2 separate regions of the Homo sapiens genome follow, and region 2 is linked to region 1. The links are chromatin contacts, found by Hi-C in ENCODE. All regions are on one chromosome and are shown on one strand. The core of a region is the stretch at or near the end of the contact, and the rest is flanking DNA. Distances in the headings are between cores, read along the strand shown.

Region 1 (3,143 bases), core at 556-3,055:
CAGGTGGCTCCATCTCTCTGTGCCTCATTTTCCCCATCTACAAAGTGGGGGTGATAATAATACCACTTAGCATTGCTGGGAGGAATAATTGAGTTAATACAAGCGAGTGGACACTGTTGATGCCCAGCTCCGATGTGTTTGGATGCTAATAAGAAATCCTTATTCAGGCCGGGCACGTTGGCTCACGCCTGTAATCTCAGCACTTTGGGAGGCCGAGACGGGTGGATCACTTGAGGTCAGGAGTTCGAGACCAGCCTGGCCAATATAGTGAAACCCCATCTCTATTAGTAATACAAAAATTAGCAGGGTGTGGTGGCGTGCACCTGTAATCCCAGCTACTCGGGAGGCTGAGGCAGGAGAATCACTTGAACCTGGGAGGCAGAGGTTGCAGTGAGCTGAGATTGCACCACTGCACTCCAACCTGGGTGACAGAGTGAAACTGTGTCAAAAAAAAAAAAGAAAGAAAAAGAGAGAGAGAGAGAGAGAGAAAGAAAGAAAGAAAGAAAGAAAGAAAGAAAGAAAGAAAGGGGAAGGAAGGAAGGGAGAGAGAGAGAGACAGGAAAGAAGGAGAGAGAGAGAAGAAAGAGAGAAAGAAAGAGAGAGAAAAAGAAAGAAAGAAAGAAAGAAGAAAGAAAGAAAGAAAGAAAGAAAGAAAGAAAGAAAGAAAGAAAGAAAGAAAGAAAGAAAGAAAAAGAAAAGAAAGAAATCCTTATTCGGAGGCTTGACCTGGGGGCCTGGGAGTCAACGTGTCCCAAGAATGGCCCCCAGCCAATGACTAACAGAGGAGTATGAAAGCCCGGATCTTTTGCTTCCAGCTGGGACAAATTCTGGGGTGCTCCAGACCCACACCCCATTAGGCTGAGGCTAGGACATGGTCTGAACTCACACCCTTGCCTGGCTTCCTCCCCTTCCCTGTTCTGCAGCCCCTCTCCCCCTTACCTGGGCACACCTTTGAAATAAATCTCTTGCACAGGGGACTTTGTCTCAGGATCTGCTTCCAGGGACCCCGACCTAAGCAACAAGTCAAGCTATTTAGCATAGATCTGGCTCAGAGTAAATGCTCAATCTATTTGAGCTACTATCATTTTATTTCCTGGCAACTATGTGACTGGAAACAAATACCTTTTCCTGTCTGGGTCTTAATTTTCTCATCAGCAAAATGAGCATCATGATCTCTGCTCTGCATAAATTTTCATGGAATCACTGCGTGAGGGGGCCGGGTGTGATGGCTCAAGCCTGTAATCCCAGCACTTTGGGAGGCCAAGGCAGATGGATCACCTGAGGTCAGGAATTCCAGACCAGCCTGGCCAACATGGTGAAACCCGTCTCTATTAAAGAAATACAAAAATTAGCCAGGTGCAGTGGCACACACCTGTAATCCCAGTGACTCGGGAGGCTGAGGCTGGAGAATTGTGTGAACCCGGGAGGTGGAGGTTGCAGTGAGTCGTGATCACACCACTGCACTCCAGCCTGGGTGACAGAGCGAGATTCTGTCAAAAAAAAAAAAAAAAAAAGTGTGAGGAAATAGGCGAATGTCCACCTCCACTGAAGGATGGGCCGGGTGAAGGGACAGTTGCGGCTCTTCCTAATCAGTCCCATCACTTACCTGCCCTCCCAGTCACCATAGCTGGGAGCCCCCACCTCTGCCATTCCATGCATCCCTGGCCCAGAGGAGGCAAAACAGCCCTCTGCTTCCCTCCTCCAGAAGCAGGAAAACTTCACATCAGGATCCCGATGTCATCTTGAGATCTGCACAGCCCTCTTCTCACTTGAACAATTGTCCTCAAAGCCACAACCCCTCTGACTCTTCCAGGTTCTATTGCAGAAGCCTGGCCAGCCAGCTTTTGCTAGGTCATAAAAGGGCGATTGTTAGATTTTCGGGAACTTTGAGAACCAATTGTTAAACTGCTGGCAACTTGAAATCGATTGCAGTGGAAGTATTTACACCATGAAAACTGGCAAATGCTACAGACCCCAGCATTCTTTGGAGAGGTGGTTTACTAGCATGCAGCAGACTCCATCCCTTTATCAAACTCCCACCTGAGCTTCAGTCCTTTTAACAGAGAAAATATTTTGTATTTTTCTAAGTTAAGTGAAATCACTTTGCTTTTGCAGATGATCTTTTTATAGATTTATTTTCTATGGGTAGGTGGTTCACACATTGAAAAAAAGCAAAAAAGTTTCACATTTATTCCTTAGCACTTCCACCCCTAACATACATTCCCCATAGAAAGTCTTATCTTGAACTACCTCTTAAAGATTTCTTGACTTATAGAGTCTTAGAAATATTGACTTTCGGAATCTTCAAGTTATAGAAACTTTAGATTCTGGAATCCTGAACCCTTAAGACTCCTGGCTGTTAGAATTGGAGCATCCCAATTAGGGAAGTCACATCTTATTCAGGGATTTGGTTCTAGAGTTAATGGGTGAGCAAATATCCCAGTCTGGTGTAGTCAAAATGCCCCTTGCCAGTACATATATGCAAAGGAATATTATTCTGCCATAAAGAAAGAATAAAATCCTGTCATTTGCAACAACATGGATAGAACTGAACGACATTATGTTAAGTGAAATAAGCCAGGCACAGAAAGACAAACTTTGCATGTTCTCACTCATTTATGGGAGCTAAAAATGAAAACAATTGAACTTACAGAGACAGAGAGAAGAGTGACAGTTACCAGAGGCTGGGAAGGGTTGCAGGGAGGCAGGGGAAGTGAAGTTGGTTAATGGGTACAAAAACATAGATAGAAGAAATAACGGGAAGCTAAGGCAGGAGAATTGCTTGAACCTGGGAGGCAGAGGTTGCAGTGAGCCAAGATCGCACCACTGCACTCCAGCCTGGGCGACAGAGAGGGACTCTGTCTCAAATAAGATCTAGTAGCACACTAGGAAGACTATAGTCAAAAATAATTTATCGTATATTTTAAAATAACTAAAAAAGTAGAAACGGAATATTCCTTACACAAAGAAATAATAAATGGTTGAGGTGACAGATACCTCAATAACCCTGATGTGATTATTACACATTGTATGCCTGCATCAAAACATCACATGTACCCCGTAAATATATTACACCTATTGTGTACCCAGAATAATGAAAAAATAATTTTTAAAAAAGACAAAATTTCCCTTGCAAATCCTGT
Region 2 (2,977 bases), core at 259-2,758, 200 kb before region 1:
TTCTGTGGATCTAATGCCTCTTGTCCTTTATTCAATTTTGTAAGCTCCTGTTTTCAAGTTGGGGGGAGTTTTTCTTCCTTTCAATAAATACTTATTAGGCACCTGCTATAGGGAAGACACAGAATTAAGCAAGAGAACAAACAGGGGTAACTTAGATCTGAACTCTGTCCACTGTTGTGGCATTTAAAAACCTTACACTGAATTAAAATTAATTTTGTAGAAATATCAAATTTTAAAAAAGGAAAATAAAACACAGATCTGGCATTAGACACACCTAAGGTTGACTCAAATCTGCAGTTCTCCAACTTTGCGCTGTGGCAACTGGGGTGTCATATTTAATTCACCACAGGATATGTTAAATTTTCAAGGAGAACACAGTGAAATGTGACATCTGTTGAACACTGCATTAACCAGGAGCTCAAGTTACATTTCTTCTGGTGACATCATATCTTTGTGGAGCTGCGTTTGGATAGCTGCTCTGACAAAAATAACTGTGAAAATCGATGTGAAATCAGAATGATGGTCGTAGCGTTCAATCTGATCCTAAGGTTTAAGGATTTGAGCAGTACCAAAAGGCACACATACCATTAGGAAGTAACTATGATATTTAAGAATGAAATAAAAATATTTTTTCTTTCAATTTGTGTGTATTATCTTCTCAAATGGCTAATAAATTGTAAGGACATAAATATATATTAAATGGTTTGGACATAACTACTTAATAAATGAGACTATTAGGTACTTTTTGGCATAGCGGTGCTGTAAAAACAGAATTACTGAGACACTAAGAATGCTGTAAGCTGACAATGGGAATCTATGACCCAAGAAACATTCTCAGTCTCAGTTTCCTCATCTGTAAAATGAAAATAAAAAATAGCACTTTTTTGATTAAGGGCACTGACATGAAAAAAAGAAAAAAGAAATAGAAAAAAAATCCCACTTATTTGGAGAGTTACTATGAGAATTTAAAAACATAATATGAAAGTACCTAACACACAGTAGGTACCACAAGTTTTTCTGACAACCATAACCAGAAATATCTGCATTAGAATCTGAGCTCTAACAGTTACCAGCTATGAGACTGGCCAAATTAATATCTTCCTCATGAAGTGGCTGTACTAAGGGAACTGGTGTATACATAACAGGCACCGACCAGCTGAGTTTCTTGCTACTGAGAATTCTTGGTTCCACAGGAAATCTCCACCTTTTGCTGTAAGACACTACTAAGAGTTTCCAATTTAACCAAAGTAAGTTTTTAAAAACCAGACTGATAACTTCATCATTTTTAAATTAAAATATAAGTTCTGACTGAGAAATTGGCATGAAGGAAGAATCTAATCAGGAAACCAAAATGATGAGGCCCGATAACTCCCCAACGCTGAGCTCTGCAATGCTTCAGAACCTAAAAGCAGTGCCAGCTGAGAAGCAGCTTGGCAAGAGGAGGTGGCTTCAAAGATGCCAAGGCCCAATGCTCACAGGCTCTCTCACGTGGTTCCCATGTGGTTTGGGCAACACCATTTCCTCTCTCTCTGGGATTTCTTTATCTGTAAATTGGGGATAGCTGCACCCTCTTGGCAGGGCTGTTTGTGAGGATTAGAAATAATGTATGTGGCCAGGCGCAGTGGCTCACACCTGTACTCCCAGCACTTTGGGAAGCTGAGGCGGGAGGATCACTTGACCCCAGGAGTTCAAGACCAGCCTGGGCAACATAGTGAGACCTCATCTCTACAAAAAACTACAAACATTAGCTGGGTGTGGTGGTGTGCACCTGAAGTCCCAGCTACTTGGGAGGCTGAGGTTGGAAAATCACTTGAGCCTGGGAGGTTAAGGCTGCAGTGAGTAGTGATGGCACCAACACTCTGGCCTGGCCAACAGCATGAGACCCTGCCTCAAAAAAAAAAAAAAAAAAAAAAAGAGAGAAAGAAAGAAAAAGAAGAAAAAGACAGGAAAGAAAGAAGAAGGTTCTAGAAAAACACTTTAGCATGTAGTGAGCAGTCAATACATGAAACTCATATCAGATGATGAAAACTTAGTGGTGATGATGATGATGATGACAACCAAATGTTTTAATCTGGTAGAAAAGAAATAGAAGAAATTAGGCCAGGTGGGAAGAAAGGAAAGTAATCTTTCATGTCTAGCCAAAGACAACACTTACAAAGCATATTTTATTTCTGTTTAAATCCCAGCCAGAGATTGCACAATACCAAACTGCCAAATTTCAAAGACATTTATTCAAAATCAGGAGAAAGGAGATTTTACTTAGCAGGTATAGTCTCTTGGATTTTGCAAAGTTAATCAGCGGGACTTGGAACTTGTAGGGCTCTCTTCTATCCAGGAGCCTGGCTCTCTTAAATCTTTCAGCTGTCAGAGTAATTATAGAGTCATGCATAGGTTTGTACTCAGCATGTACTAGCCTTGAATAAAATTACACTTCACCTTTTTGGGAGCTGCTGCTTTTCTGGAAAGTACAAAACAATTATGCTACCACTCACAGCCAGAAGCTGCAGGTTATATCTGTAGCTCACCTCTGCTACCTGGAACACATGGGGCAGGTTCAGACATATCTACAGCTCTGTACAATTGTCAAAGCAGATTGTGCCCTACAAAATCCCAACCTCTGGTCATAGAGGCTAAGAACTTTAGCATCAACCAGTTGTACATGTAATATAACTTAACTGAACGCTGCAACTGTTTCTGAAGCATTGATTTAACTGGGTAACAAGAGGGAATCTTATACTTGGTTTTGCTGTTATTTTCAATAGTACGTAATATCTTAATAAGCTTGTATTCCCCATTAAAAACATTAATTGTGATGCAGCATCTCTCACACTACTGTTATCTACTTACCTGTTAATCCATTTAATGCAATCATCTGCAGTGGTTTTTATCCTCATAAGAATAAATTAGTGGGGGTTGATTTGTTGGATGAAGAGATCCATGAATATCTCTATATACTGCTAGGCTACCAGTACAAAAA

What was found. Hi-C counts contacts between places; a loop is a spot of excess contacts on that map. Pooled maps may share reads with other maps.
Region 2: a loop to region 1 is called in a map of heart right ventricle, with 2.5 times the contacts of the local background. The contact joins the enhancer-like site here to the promoter of LINC01746 in region 1. A Hi-C loop is called at or near these places in 2 of 168 maps with a recorded cell type or tissue (heart right ventricle and left cardiac atrium) and 1 of 50 pooled maps.

What each region holds. Positions count from the first base shown.
Region 1 is chr20:37,569,762-37,572,904 of GRCh38, reverse strand. It overlaps LINC01746 (long intergenic non-protein coding RNA 1746), which reads right to left and starts at 1,805. Exons shown (of 4, transcript NR_184035.1): 1 at 1,607-1,805; 2 at 940-1,011.
Region 2 is chr20:37,772,847-37,775,823 of GRCh38, reverse strand. All of the region lies in intron 7 of CTNNBL1 (catenin beta like 1), which reads right to left. Among named protein-coding and RNA genes, the nearest start is that of CTNNBL1, 80 kb to the right of the region's middle. Within about 2 kb of position 1,508, at least 2 of the 41 ENCODE cell types and tissues checked have a DNase peak (open chromatin) inside an H3K27ac peak, as active enhancers do.